2 separate regions of the Homo sapiens genome follow, and region 2 is linked to region 1. Evidence: chromatin loops called from intact Hi-C (ENCODE). Cell type or tissue: PC-9. All regions are shown on one strand. Links, peaks and the distances in the headings refer to the core of each region. The heading gives the core; the rest is flanking DNA. Region 1 has its middle 36 kb from the start of KRT77. Region 2 has its middle 16 kb from the start of KRT78.

Region 1 (7,504 bases), core at 1,854-6,853:
GCACCTCCAGCAACCCTCAGTGAGATCTTTCTCCCTGCAAAGCTGTACAGACTCCTGCTGCCAAAGGTGCCCCCTGTCACGGCATAGGCCGCAGCAGCACTGCCTCCCCCAGAACATGAGGCTGACGGATCTGATGGCACCACCATGGCTCTAGCCAGACACCAGGATGGCAGAGTGGCCACTCAAGCCCTGGGTGGCCTGGGAGGTCCTGCTGGACTGCTGGCTCATCATTTTCTCTGGATGCAGGAAGATGTCCTGGTTCAGAAAACCTGAGGAAAGAGCACTTTCTGATGCAAGGAGAGAGGTGGCCCTTTTTATAAGTCCCAGTGGATTGGCTCACTAATTTGACAATTTCCTGAGCTTGATTTTCTAGCCAAAACAGGTCAATGCCTCAAATCCCAAACACATCTTGGTCCTAACCCTGGAGCCACCAGTTGCTTTGATTTTTCTCTGACATTGGCCTCATTTTTCCTTCACCAGATCCAAGGCAGAAAAACACTTAGGCTCCCTACAATGGATGGGCTGCTTCCTACTGGAACCTAGCCCCAAACATCAGGGCATTTGCTGTAATTAGGTGATTTTCCATGCTCCTCCTGTCTCCGGTGACCTGAGTCATTAACTTCTGCCAGTCAGATCCCAGCTCTTAAAACATAAAATATTCACAGGAGACCTTGTCTCAGTTAATTGTGCAGTGTGGTCCTGAAAGAAAGCCCTTCAGCTCTCCCGGGAACCACATCCACTGCGGTGGGGTCCTCGGGATGCAGGGGCCATCAAGAGTCTCTAAGGTAATGTTTTCCCTTTTTGTCCTGAGGAAGTGACTCTCCTTACCTCTGGACAGTGCCTAGCCTGCAAGAACAGGACTCTCTGCCCTGCAGGGGCTTTACCTGCAATCATCTCATGCCTGGGTAGTTCAGAGTAAAGCCTAACTCCCGCCCAGACCATCAAATGAATGCACTGTACGTTCTAGGCTGCTCCTCTCTGCAGCTCGTCGTCCTGGCATCTCCAGCTATCAGCAGAGAGGGTAGCTCCTCTCTGCAGCTGGTCCTCCTTCATCTCTCCATCCTCTGTGTCCTTTCCCCTGCTCTGGCTGTGCCCTGGGCTTTTATGGACCTCAGAGGGGAGGAAGTGTGTGCTGATTGGTCCATGGGCTGCCCCAAGGAGGTACCACAAGTCCCCACTCCAGTTGGCGGGATTGGCCGACCGTTCCCCAGCCTTCAGGCCCTCCCTGACCTGAAGTTGCTTATCAGCTTAAGGAGATTTGGGGCTGAGACGATGGGGTTTTCTAGATATACAATCATGTCATCTGCAAGCAGGGACAATTTGATTTCCTCTTTTCCTAATTGAATACCCTTTATTTCCTTCTCCTGCCTGATTGCCCTGGCCAGAACTTCCAACACTATGTTGAATAGTAGTGGTGAGAGAGGGCATCCCTCTTGTGCCAGTTTTCAAAGGGAATGCTTCCAGTTTTTGCCCATTCAGTATGATATTGGCTGTGGGTTTGTCATAAACAGCTCTTATTATTTTGAGATACATCCCATCAATACCTAATTTATTGAGAGATTTTAGCATGAATGGTTGTTGAATTTTGTCAAAGGCCTTTTCTGCATCTGTTGAGATAATCAAAACCACAATGAGATACCATCTCACACCAGTTAGAATGGCGATCATTAAAAAGTCAGGAAACAACAGGTGCTGGAGAGGATGTGGAGAAATAGGAACACTTTTACACTGTTGGTGGGACTGTAAACTAGTTCAACCATTGTGGAAGTCAGTGTGGCGATTCCTCAGGGATCTAGAACTAGAAATACCATTTGACCCAGCCATCCCATTACTGGGTATATACTCAAAGGATTATAAATCATGCTGCTATAAAGACACATGCACACGTATGTTTATTGCGGCACTATTCACAATAGCAAAGACTTGGAACCAACCCAAATGTCCAACAATGATAGACTGGATTAAGAAAATGTGGCACATATACACCATGGAATACTATGCAGCCATAAAAAATGATGAGTTCGTGTCCTTTGTAGGGACATGGATGAAACTGGAAACCATCATTCTCAGCAAACTATCGCAAGGACAAAAAACCAAACACCGCATGTTCTCACTCATTGGTGGGAATTGAACAGTGAGAACACTTGGACACAGGAAGGGGAACATCACACACAGGGGCCTGTCGTCGGGGGGTGGGGAGGGGGGAGGGATAGCATTATGAGGTATACCCAATGTAAATGATGAGTTAATGGGTGCAGCACACCAACATGGCACATGGATACATAAGTAACAAACCTGCACGTTGTGCACATGTGCCCTAAAACTTAAAGTATAATTTTTTAAAAATTGTCATGACTGGGAAAGGGGTGCTACTGACATAAATAAATAAAAACTTGCTTTAAAAAAAAAAGACAAGACTATAGGGACAGAGAACAGATCTGTGGTTGCCAGAGGTTAGGGGTGGGGGTAGTGAACAACTATAAAAAATAGCACGAGGGGGTTTTGGGAGGTGATGAAATTGTTTACACCCTGATTGTGGGAGTGGGTACATAAATCTATACATGTATAACTGTGTTAAAATTCATGGAACTGGAGACAGGGCGCATTGCCTCATGCCTGTAATCCCAGCACTTTGGGAGGCTGGGAGAGAATCACTCAAGCCCAGGAGTTCAAGACCAGTCTAAGCAACGTAGCAAAATCCCATCTTTACAAAAAATACAAAACTTAGCCAGGCCTGGTGGCGTGCACCTGTAGTTCCAGCTACTCAGGAGGCTGAAGCGGGAGGATCACCTGAGCCCAGGAGGTTAAAGTTGCAGTGAGCCATGATTCTGCCACAACATCCTAGCCTGGGCGATTGAGTGAGACCTTGTCTCAAAAGAAAAAGTATATATGTAACTATACACCCAAAAAGTCCATTTTAATGTATTAAAAGCTTTTTTTTTTTTTTTTTTGAGACATAGTCTCACTCTGTAGCCCAGGCTGGAGTGCAGTGGCGCGATCTGGGCTCACTGCAAGCTCCACCTCCTGGGTTCATGCCATTCTCCTGCCTCAGCCTCCTGAGTAGTTGGGACTACAGGCACCTGCCATCATGCCCGGCTAATTTTTTGGTATTTTTAGTAGAGATGGAGTTTCACCATGTTAGCCAGGATGGTCTCGATCTCCTGACCTCGTGATCCACCAGCCTTGGCCTCCCAAAGTGCTGGGATTACAGGCGTGAGCCACCGCGCCTGGCGATAAATTCTTTTAAATATGGACAAAGGATGGAGAAACATGTTAAACAATATCACACTGTGGGGAGGAAAAAATCACTAACTTAGGATGCTAACTCTACACACAGATGACCAGGTTTCTTCAACAAATAAATTACAAGAAACAAGAAGAAGAATGGGAATCCACACATATCCACCAATTACAATGTATGAACATTGTTTAGACCCTGATGCAAGCCAGCAATTTTAATGAAAACATTCCTGAGACATGAGGGGAAATGTGAAACCTGACTGGATATTTGATCATATTAAATAATTAATGTTTATCTTGTTAAGGGCGATAAGGTTATAATGTGGTTATATTATTCAAAGAGTCCTTATCTTTTACAAAAACTTATAAAATATTTATGAATGAAATAATATGATGTCTGAGATTTGCTCCACCATCTAGAGGCATGGAATGGGTAGAAATGAAATAAGATGAGTTTATTGTTGAGGTGGGTGATGGGTACACAGGTGTTTATTACACTATTCTACTTTGATGTTTGCTTGACATTTTCCATAAGAAAGTTTTTGTTTATTCCAATTTTTTGTGCACACAAAAAAAGAAAGTTTTTGAAGAGCCACCTTGCCTTAGATAATTATGACACCTTTCTTTCCTAATATGAATAAGCAGTTTTTACTGTAAATAGCAGTTTCTTTTTCCAGTACACGCAAATAAGGACATCTTTGCATGTAGTTCAAATATATAGCTTGCCTGAATCTAGTAAGAGTAACAAGTAAGTTGGATGGCAGGGTCAGAATCCAAAAACAATTTGACAGTTTGAAGCTTGAGCCAAAACTAATAAGAAAGATTTAACAGAGATTAATGTAAGACCCCACATGTGCATTCAAGCAAAGCAGCTGCACAGTTCCCCATGGGGAGATAAGGTTTCACAATGGCTTACATAAAGTCATGCCAGCTTAAGGTGAGTCAGTGGCAGAAAGCAGCTGCCAAAATTACCTGCAAGGTCAGAGGATGCACAAAGACAAGCTCTGTGCCCACCCTTTTCCTGAACTAGTCAGGCTTCACCTGAAGGGTTTGGTTCTAGGCACCTGGAAGATGTCTATGGGAGAGCACTGAGGATGGCTGGGGGCATCCCCCAGCTGAGAGGAGATGAAAGTGTCCCACCTGGAGAAGGACCCTGATAAAGGGGGAACCTTCCTTAAACATTTGTAGACTCTCGTGCGCAAAGGGATTTAGGGTTGTTACCTATAGCCACAGGAAAACTTGGACCAATTAGTGGAATTTACATGGTAAGACTCAGCTTAACCTTCTCTGTGAGAGGAAGAGGATTTCCCCACCACAGCAGGGTGGGCTACCACTGTAGACAATGTTTTAGAGAGGACATAGGTATCTAAATGGAGGCTCCTCTTGATGGCTTCTGAAGTCACTTCTAGTCTTGAGAGTCTTATTCCTCAGAAATCAACTAACAGTGGTAACCCTAGAAATAATGATAGCAATATCTCCCATTTATTGTGTACTTATCTTTTTCTAGGAGCTGTGCCAAGCTCTAGCATGCCTTATGTCATTTAATCAGTCCATCAGTCAGCAAGTGCTTACTGAGTGCACATTTCCTGCTCAGTATTGTGTAACACAGAAACACTATATGACACAGTTGCTTTCCTTAAAGAATTTAGAATAGAGTTGCTAATCAAAATTTGTGTAAGTATAGTACAATATCAGTATGAACATCTTTTGTCTTATAAAGTGTTTTTTACATATATTACTTCATGTGTTCTTCAACACATCCCAGAGAGGAAGATATTCTTTTTATTACCACATTAATGAATAATAATACTTAATGTTTTAAATCATTCTCCTCCTCTGGAAGTGTCCAGTTTCTAATGTGGCTCAGCATGAACCTAGCCTCAATCAAGAGAAGACTAGCTTCTTAGACTTTTTTATTTTTATATCCCTGTCATCACAATAATGAGGGAGTTAACTTAAAATAACAATCCATGTTAAAATAGGAAGAAAATATAATACTCTAATCACCAATGACAAATACTTTCCAGCAGCAGGAGGCAGAAAGGAAAACATGCCAATATTCATACGTTTTATTATTCATAAAGACTTAGAGGCAAATTATTTTGGTCTTGGTTTTATGGGGAATATAACAAAATAGACAAAGTCTGAGACTATTTTAAAGTCGGGCTCTGGACCAAATATTTACCTGATCTTAGACAGAAAATTTGTATGCCCAAATGCAAATCGTCAGAGCTGAAGCAGGGAATGGGGAGAGTTGAGTTTGGAGGAAGTGACTACAGTGTCAGCCTCCTGAAATAGAAAAGGCCACCGGATACCTGGGCCAGATTTCAGCACCAAGGACAGAGCACCGCTTCCTGGACGGCGTCTAAAGACTCAAAGGCCTCTCACTAAAGTAACGCTGTGCCGTTGAAGACCAGAAACACACCCCACACACACACACACTGTCTTGAAGAAACAAAACTACACCTATGTTATTAATATAGCGTGGGAGTGACAAGCATGGACTCCGGGGCTCAATTGCCTATGTTCACACACTGGCTCTACCACTTGCTAACTGTAACCTGTGACACAATGTGACCTTCACGTCTCTATACCTCCTTTTCCACATCTGCAAAATAAGGATAATCATACCCACCTCATAGTGATGGCAGCGGCTGCAGCAGGGAGGCACAGCTAGGGCTGCACACTCCATGGAGCCAGTGGGAGCCCCACCTCTTCTGAGTTGGGGCGGGACCTCCCCAGGTGATGCTGCAGCCATCCAAATTGCAGCTGCAGACCCAGTCCTCCTGTTCTAAGGAGAAAGCAGAAGCCCCGCCCTCCTCGTCAGGGCTACAGCCCCCCAAAATGTGGCTGTGGATCGGAGCCTCCCTGTGCTCTTTAGAGGTCCAGGAGTAGGCAGGGTCTGCCTTCCTGGGTGCAGCAGCAGCTGCCTGATCTACAGCAGCAGACCTGGGTCTCCCACTCTGCAGAGGAGGCAGGAGCCAGGCACAAGCAGGAGCCCCGCCCCTTCCAAGTTGGTGGGGCAGAAGCTCCCCAGGTACAGCTGCCACTGCCCTCCCAGGAGCAGGACCTGGGCATCTCTGCAGCGTGCACCCTCAGAGGCCCGGGAAGGGCCCCCCCTCCAGTCCCTGCTGCTTCAGGGGGTGTCTGCTTCCGCTGCCTGGCCTCTCTCCTCTCCTGGTGCCTGCTCTGATCTCCAAGCAGGGTTGGGCCTGAGCCCCAGGGCCATGAATGGCAGTGGGAGGCAGGCAGATTACTGGGTGGAAAAGAGCAGTCCCCGGTAAGTTCTCACCTTCAGGTCAGGGAGGGCCTGAAGGCTGGGGAACGGTCAGCCAATCCCGCCAACTGGAGTGGGGACTTGTGGTACCTCCTTGGGGCAGCCCATGGACCAATCAGCACACACTTCCTCCCCTCTGAGGTCCATAAAAGCCCAGGGAACAGCCAGAGCAGGGGAAAGGACACAGAGGATGGAGAGATGAGGGAGGACCAGCTGCAGAGAGGAGCTACCCTCTCTGCTGATAGCTAGAAATGCCAGGACGACGAGCTGCAGAGAGGAGCAGCGCTCTCTGCTGAGAGCTTCAGAGACTTGTGGAGATGACGTCCCGACAGAAAGGAGCCACCCTTTCCAGGGCCTCCTCTCTGCTGAGAGCTGCACACTCTACATGGTACAACTTGCCCACAGAGGGGAGCTACCCACTGTGGGTCACTTCTGAGCTGTTGTAACACTCAATGAACTCCTCTTCATCTTGTTCACCTTCCACTTGTCTGTACACCTATCTCTTCCTGGACACAGGACAAGAACTTGGGTAAAGGTGCCACCAGCCACAGAGGTTTCTGGCCAGAAAAGTGACACCCCAAGGATCCCATAACAGTAAGATCATTGTGAAGATTAGGTGAGTTATATTGAAGTTCTCAGAACAATTTCTGGCAGGTAGTAATTATGTATATAACTAGGTAGTATATATTTGCTTCATTTATTGGTTTTCCATAACCTTGAGATCTCAGTATGCGGAGGAAAAGGGCATGTGAAGTGTTGTGGCAAAGTCTTGCTGGGGAGAGGATTGGCTTCTCTTGAATAATAAGGAAGGAAGATACATGGGCAGTGTCTGACCACATTTTCCCACCACCTTGGCCCAAAAACCTCAAGGGGAGCAGTGAGGAAGGCCCTGAAGAGACCCAGGCTGGGCACTGAAGTGACAGTTGACTGTCACTGAGCCATTTGGAGCTCTTGGCAAGGACCACTGAGGCCTCTGCAAGAAGTATG
Region 2 (7,504 bases), core at 1,327-6,326, 120 kb after region 1:
TCACGAGGTCAGGAGTTCGAGACCAGCCTGACCAACATGGCGAAAGCCCATCTCTACTAAAAATACAAAAATTAGCCAGGTGTGGTGGCACATGCCTGTAGTCCCAGCTACTTGGGAGGCTGAGGCAGGAGAATTGCTTGAACTCGGGAGGCGGAGGTTGCGTGAGCCAAGATTGCGCCATTGCACTCCAGCCTGGGTGACAGAGCAAGACTCTGTCTCAAAAAAAAAAAAAAGACCAAAGTAACACACACCTAGAGCAAGCCAACAGCAAAAGCATCCCACAGGGGCGTAACACTTGCCAGTGCAGAATGGCAGAGCAGTGAGATCTTGCAGATCATCTCGTCCAACACGCTGTCTCACTGCACAAGAAACTGAAGCCCAGAGAGGAAAAGCAACAGGCCAAGGACACATAAAAAGGATGGGACTAGAGCCCACTAGGCCAGGACTCATTTCATCTTGCAATATGGACAGCCTGGAACAAACCCTGAGACTAGGATGGAGACACAGGGAGGGGGACCTCAACACCCCACTTCAGACAAGCTCATTCATACTATTATCCACCCATCGACATTGACTGGGCACTTCTCAGTGCCAAGCACTGTGCCGGGTGCTTCAGATGGCAACGAATAATCCCGTCTAGGGGAGAGTGGAGTGCACCTGTTGCCCTCCAGGAAAGAACACGGGCTCTGTGACCTCCCTGACCTGCTGCAGCCTCCTTTACCATCAGGAAGCTCTCAGGTCTAACCTCACTCCTTTCTGCTGCAACATCAGCCCAGTTTCCCTTGGCCCCAGAGGCACTGCTTGCTGGCCTGACCTGACAGGTGGGGAGGGTGCTTGTATGGCCCAGGGCCCTCTCCCAGCTCCTGAGTCAGCCTGATCCATTGTTCCAATGACTCTGCCTGCTAAGGTGGCTTGAAAGCCCAGCGAGCCCTGCCAGCTGAAGCTTGTGGGTGAAGAAGGGGCAGAGAGAGGGAGAACTGAGGAAGGCTGATGTTGGGTGGGGAAGCAGAGGGGGTAGAACAGGCAGGTCTCACCCACTGCCTGGCTTCTTAAAGTCAAAGTTTATAGGGTTTTTTTGTTGTTGTTTGGTTGGTTTTTTATTGTTTTGTTTTGTTTTGTTTTTCTGTTGTTTGTTTGTCTGTTTTGAGATGGAGTTTTCGCTCTTGTTGCCCAGGCTGGAGTATTGACACGATCTTGGCTCACCGCAACCTCTGTCTCCCGGGTTCAAGCAATTCTCCTGCCTCAGCCTCTGGAGTAGCTGGGATTACAGGCATGTGCCACCACGCCCGGCTAATTTTGTATTTTTAGTAGAGATGGGGTTTCTCCATGTTGGTCAGGCTGGTCTTCAACTCCCAACCTCAGGTGATCCGCCCACCTCAGCCTCCCAAACTGCTGGGATTACAGGCATGAGCCACCACTCCCGGCAGAAAGTTTGTAGTTTTAAAGATGTAGAGGGGGGCTTGGCACAGCGGTTCACACCTGTAATCCCAGCACTTTGGGAGGCCGAGGTGGGTGGATCACCTGAGATCATGAGTTCAAGACCAGCCTAACCAATATGGTGAAACCCCGTCTCTACTAAAAATACCAAAAAGTTAGCCAGGCGTGGTGGTGCAGGCCCCTATTCCCAGCTACTCAGGAGGCTGAGGCAGGAGAATTTCTTGAACCCAAGAGGCAGTTTGCAGTGAGCCGAAATCGCACCATTGCACTCCAGTCTGGGTAACAGAGTGAGACTCCAACTCAAAAAAAAAAAAAAAAAGATGTAGAGGGAGAAGATCCTAAGCCTTGTGGTGCTTCCTTCTCTTTATATAAATAATATTCAGAATTAAAAATGTTAAATCAACAGACAATAAAATAAAATCAGAAAAAAGAAAACTCTTCTAAAATACTGTCACCTAGAAGTAGCCACTATTTACATTTTAGTATTTAACCTTCCAGGTGTTTCTATATACAAATATCTTTCAATTTATTCAGTCAGCGCATATTTATTGGACACTTACTATGTGCCAGGCACTATTCTAACAACGGAGATATAGCAGTAAACAAAACAGATCATTGCTGAGTGCAGTGGCTCATGCCTGTAATCCCAGCACTTTGGGAGGGCAAGGCAGGAGGATGGCTTGAGTCCAAGAGTTTGAGGCCAGCCTAAGCAACATAGTGAGACTCTGTCTCTACAAAAAATCAAAAATTAGCTGGGCATGGTGGCACACACCTATAGTCCCAGTTACTTGGAAGACTGAGGTGGGAGGATCACTTGAGCCCGGGAGGTTAAGGCTGCATTGAGCTATGATTGCACCAATGCACTCCAGCCTGGACAGCAGAGTGAGACCCTGCCTCTAAAAAAAACATAAATAAGTAGAAGGGCCGGGCGCAGTGGCTCACGCCTGTAATCCCAGCACTTTGGGAGGCCGAGGTGGGCGGATCACGAGGTCAGGAGTCGAGACCATCCTGGCTAGCACAGTGAAACCCCGTCTCTACTAAAAATGCAGAAAATTAGCCAGATATGGTGGCACATGCCTGTAGTCCCAGCTACTCAGGAGGCTGAGGCAAGAGAATCGCTTGAACCCAGGAGGCAGAAGTTGCAGTGAGCCGAGATCACGCCATTGCACTCCGGCCTGGGCAACAGAGCGAGACTCCATCTCAAAAAAAAAAAAAAAAGTAGAAGGAATACATTCTAAGATAATGATAAAAAGTAGAGTAAATATACAAGCCAGTAACATAGTCCTTTACTACCATGATCAAGTAATAATATGTACTGTATGTAATTTCATGTGCTATATATTGATACAATTGGCAGCACAGTAGGTTTTTTACACCAGCATCTTCACAAACACGTGAGTAATGCCTTTTGATACATTATGATGGCTACGATGTCAATAGGCAAGAGGAATTTTTCAGTTCCATTATAATGTATGGAACCATTGTCATATATGCACCATACATACAACAGAGACCTTGTTATGCAATGTGTGACCATACTCATGTGTCTCATATAGCAGTATATTCTACTGCAATAGATGCATCATCTATTCATATTAATACGTATTTCCAGGCCCAGTGTGGTGGCTCACTCCTGTAATCCCAGCACTTTGGGAGGCCGAGGCAGGTGGATCACTTGAGGTCAGGAGTTCGAGGCCAGCCTGGCCAACATGGTGAAACCCTGTCTCTACTAAAAATACAAAAATTAGCCAGACATGGTGACGGGTGCCTATAATCTCAGCTACTGGGGAAGCTGAAGCAGGAGAATCATTTGAACCAGGGAGGCAGAGGTTGCAGTGAGCTGAGATCATGCCATTGCACTCCAGCCTGGGTGACAGAGTGAGTCTCCATCTCAAAAAAAAAAAAAAAAAAAGCCAGGCACAGTGGCTCACACCTGTAATCCCAACACTTTAGGAGGCTGGGATAGGTGGATCACAATACGAGGTCAGGAGTTCGAGACCAGCCTGACCAACATGGTGAAACCCTACTAAAATATAAAAATATAGTTTTTATATCTACTAAAAATATAAAATTAGCCAGTCATGGTGGCGCACGCCTGTAATCCCAGCTACTCAGGAGGCTGAGGCAGGAGAATTGCTTGAATCCAGGAGGCAGAGGTTGCGGTAAGCCAAGATTGTGCCACTGCATTCCAGCCTGGGCAACAGAGTGAGACTCTGTCTCAAAAAAAAAAAAAAAAAAAAAAAAAAAAAAAAAAAAAATATATATATATATATATATATATATATATTTCCCATAAGTGGGATCATATTACACATATGAATTTAAGCAGGCTTTCCCCCCATATCTGTCAATAAACACATCCTTAGATTACTGTGAAAGGCTCAGAATATTCTCTTGCAAGATTCTCAGGGGTTTTCACAAGTCCACTGCCTGATATCTTCCCCAGAGGAGATCTGAGCCTTGGTCTAGAAACCTCATCTGATCACAGACACACACACGCACAGGCACACGATCACGCATACACACACTGGAGTCCATAGGAGCCAGAGATGGTGGTTCACCAGGCAGCCCAGTTTAATCCAGTCCTGCTCTCAGACACCTGTCCAGGATTTTCCAGGGCCCAGACCCATTCCCGGTATTTCCTTGCAAGCAGGAGCAGGAGCAGGAGCCAGTTTCTCCCACTCTTGACTCCCCCTGCAGGTGGCCAGGATTCTTGCAACCCAGATGCCTGGGAGCTGGGCTGGACGCCTGGAATGGAAGCAAGGGGCAGTTCATGATCTTCCTGGAAGCCTCTTCTGTGCCACCACCTCCCTGGTGCCTGATGTGGGGATAAGGCCAGAGGCCCCCAAATGGGGACTCAGAGCGCTGGTGATTCCCAGGCCTTTTTCTAGACCTTGAGAAGTCCAAGTAGGCCCTGGGCCAACCTGGGAAAATTCACAGTGCATAGACTCTCTCGGAAGCTCTCTTGGGATCCTGGAGACGCCTTGGGCAGAACACAAAATGAGGCTGAGGATCAGGGAGAGAGGGGCCCTAGGGGCTGATGGTCAAGATCAGATCAGGGGTCTGACACTATGGGTTCAGACACTGTCTTCACTACGGCCTAGCCATGCGGCCTCAAGCTAGCGACTTAACCTCTCTGTGCCTTCCTCCATTTTCCAGCTATCATAAGGGGATAATCGGCCAGGCATGGTGGCTCATGCCTGTAATCCCAGCACTTTGGGATGCTGAGGCGGGTGAATTACCTGAGGTCAGGAGTTCGAGACCAGCCTGGCCAACATGGCAAAACCCCATCTCTACTACAAATACAAAAATTAGCCAGGCGTGGTGGCAGGCACCTGTAACCCCAGCTATTCAGGAGACTGAGGCACAAGAATCACTTGAACCTGGGAGGCTCGGGTTGCAGTGAGCCAAGATCGCCCCACTGCACTCCAACCTGGGTGACAGAGCAAGACTCAGTCTAAAAGAAAAACAAAAAATCCGGGCGTGGTGGCTCATGCCTGTAATCCCAGCACTTTGGAAAGCTGAGGCGGGTGGATCACCTGAGGTCAGAAGTTCGAGACCAGCCTGACCAACATGGAGAAACCCCATCTCTACTAAAAATACAAAATTAGCCAGGCATGGTGGTACATGCCTGTAATCCCAGCTACTCCGGAGGCTGAGACAGGAGAATCACTTGAACCCGGGAAGCAGAGATTGCGGTGAGCTGAGATCACGCCATTGCACTCCAGCCTGGGCGACAAGAGCGAAACTCTGTCTCAAAAATAAATAAATAAATAAGGAGGGATAATCATTCCTATATCCTAGGGCTGTTGTGTGTGTTAACCAAGATGACACGTGCAGAGTGCTCAGAACAGTGCTTAGCACAGCAGTGCCCACCAACTATTCGATTTTTTTTTTTTTTTTTTTTTGAGACAGAGTCTCGCTCTGTCACCCAGGCTGGAGTGCAGTGGTGCTATCTCGGCTCACTGCAAGCTCCGCCTCCCAGGTTCATGCCATTCTCCTGCCTCAGCCTCCAGAGTAGCTGGGACTACGGGCGCCCGCCACCAGGCCCAGCTAATTTTTTGTATTTGTAGTAGAGACAGGGTTTCACCGTGTTAGCCAGGATGGTCTCGATCTCCTGACCTCGTGATCTGTCTGCCTTGGCCTCCCAAAGTGCTGGGATTACAGGCATGATCCACCGCGCCCGGCCTCGATTTTATTATTATTATCATTATTATCATTACTATCTTCTGAGCCCCACTCCCCACCAGGCTTGGCCTACTAGATGCTGACTTGCCTGGATCTCCTCTTGCTCTCACTGTCATCTGAGGACAACCATCCCTTCTGGCTCCCTGAGATGAGAGGGGAAGAGACAGAGAGAAAGAAAGAAAATGTGTAGGGACAAGGGTATACAGGGAGCTTGTAAGATGTGTGTAAATAAATGGGGGGGGAGCATGAGTGCGAAGGTGCAGAGATCATCTATGATCATGCAGGGGCATGTGCGGGCCAGTAAAATCACAGGGGCTATGAAAGTGACACAGTTATGTGTGAGTGCGCCAGGCATCGGTGTATGTGGAAGGGTGGGGTGGGAATGTGTACCTTCTGGGATGGGTATAGTGGATGCTTGCATGCATCAGTGTGCAAGGGTATGTGTGAGAAAGACAGAAGCTAGGCATGTGTGTATGGGGGTGTGTTATAAATGTGCAGGTGCGGGTGTGTGAAGGTTGTGTGTGAATGTTCACCTTCCCCACCTCCACCCCAAACACATATCTCTTGGTAAGGGGGCTTCAACAGAGACAAAAGTACCCCAGGCTGAGAGAACAGTGTTCCTGACTCTGGAACAAACGATATTTTTCTCTTTCAAAGCTTTCAGATTTCCTGAAGAAGAGCTGCTAGCTCAACCAAGCTCAGCCTTAAACCCGCCCCTCTGATCGAAACTAAGGAAGGAAACCAGCACCAGCCACCCCCGCCCTGCACCCCCACCCCTGCCAGGGAATGCTCTATGCCAGCAGAACGCACGCCACGCCCCCCATTTCTCCCTCCCCGCTTGGGCCCACGTGCTCTCCCCAGCCACTCAGGGTGCCCAGGGCAGCTCCCAACCACCAACAGAAGTTTAAGCCCCTCTCCAGGCTTTGGGAGCACTTTGCTACCTGCCCAGGCAGGCACTACCCTAGGGCAAGCAGGCCACTCCCTGCCAGGGGGAACTGAGAGGTGGGGGGTAGGGGGTGGCAGCTTCAGAACACACAACCAACCCCCTTCCCGGGAGGCAGGCACTCCACCCCACCCCGCATCTCTTCAAGAAGACAAAATCAGGAAAGAGGGCTGGGTGGGGAGGGCATCTCAGGAGGAAAGGGTCACTTAGAGGCAGGGTTTGAATGTCAAGAATGTCCCTTCCTTTCATTCAAGGGTCCCAAAGAAGACCATTCTTCCAGGAAGTTGTCTCAGTTGTCAGTAGTATTATATGTATCAAGAATAATTAGGCCAGGTGCAGTGGCTTACGCCAGTAATCCCAGCACTTTGGGAGACCAGGGCAGGTGAATCTACTTGAGCCCAGGCATTCAAGACCAGCCTGGGCAACAAAGTGAGACCCCCACGTCTCTACAAAAAAAAAAAAAAAAGGAAATTTGCTGGATGTAGTGACTCATGCCTATAGTCCTAGCTACTTGGAAGGCTGAGGCAGGAGGATCACTTGAACCCAAGTGTTTGAGGCTGCAGTAAGCCATGATCGCACCACTGCACTGCACTCAGCCTGGGAGACTGAGGGAGACCCTGTCTCAAAAAAAAAAAAAAAAAAAAAAGAAGTAGAATTATCACTTAATGTTCAACTACTACATGCCAGGTGCTTTACATAGCATACCTCTGATTAATCGCATATTATAGATGGGGAAACTGAGGCTTGGTTGTCCTAGATCACACAACCAATAGTGGCAGAGTGAGAATCTGAACCCAGGACTATCTGTAAAGCATTTCTCAGGTCTATGCCTGCATCTGTCTGTTCTCCAGCTGGAATAGCCACCCCTCCACCAGAGGGGATGGAGGAATCCAAAGAGAGAATGCACTCAGGCCAGATGGGGCAACTAGCAGAGCC

What was found. Hi-C counts contacts between places; a loop is a spot of excess contacts. Peaks named below come from ENCODE experiments on the same cell type or tissue, not always from the same donor. Only the 100,000 strongest peaks of a DNase experiment are listed, where the experiment ranks them.
Region 2: a loop joins it to region 1, with 5 times the contacts of the local background. A loop is called at or near these places in 2 of 110 quality-filtered maps.

The regions. Positions count from the first base shown.
Region 1 is chr12:52,735,994-52,743,497 of GRCh38, forward strand. No RefSeq gene overlaps it. Among named protein-coding and RNA genes, the nearest start is that of KRT77, 36 kb to the left of the region's middle. In PC-9, for the core only: no CTCF peak of the experiment used is centred there; DNase peaks (open chromatin) are centred at 4,798 and 5,578.
Region 2 is chr12:52,861,385-52,868,888 of GRCh38, forward strand. No RefSeq gene overlaps it. Among named protein-coding and RNA genes, the nearest start is that of KRT78, 16 kb to the left of the region's middle. In PC-9, for the core only: CTCF peaks have their summits at 4,113 (motif pointing left) and 4,315; a DNase peak (open chromatin) is centred at 4,147; H3K27ac peaks cover 99 bases.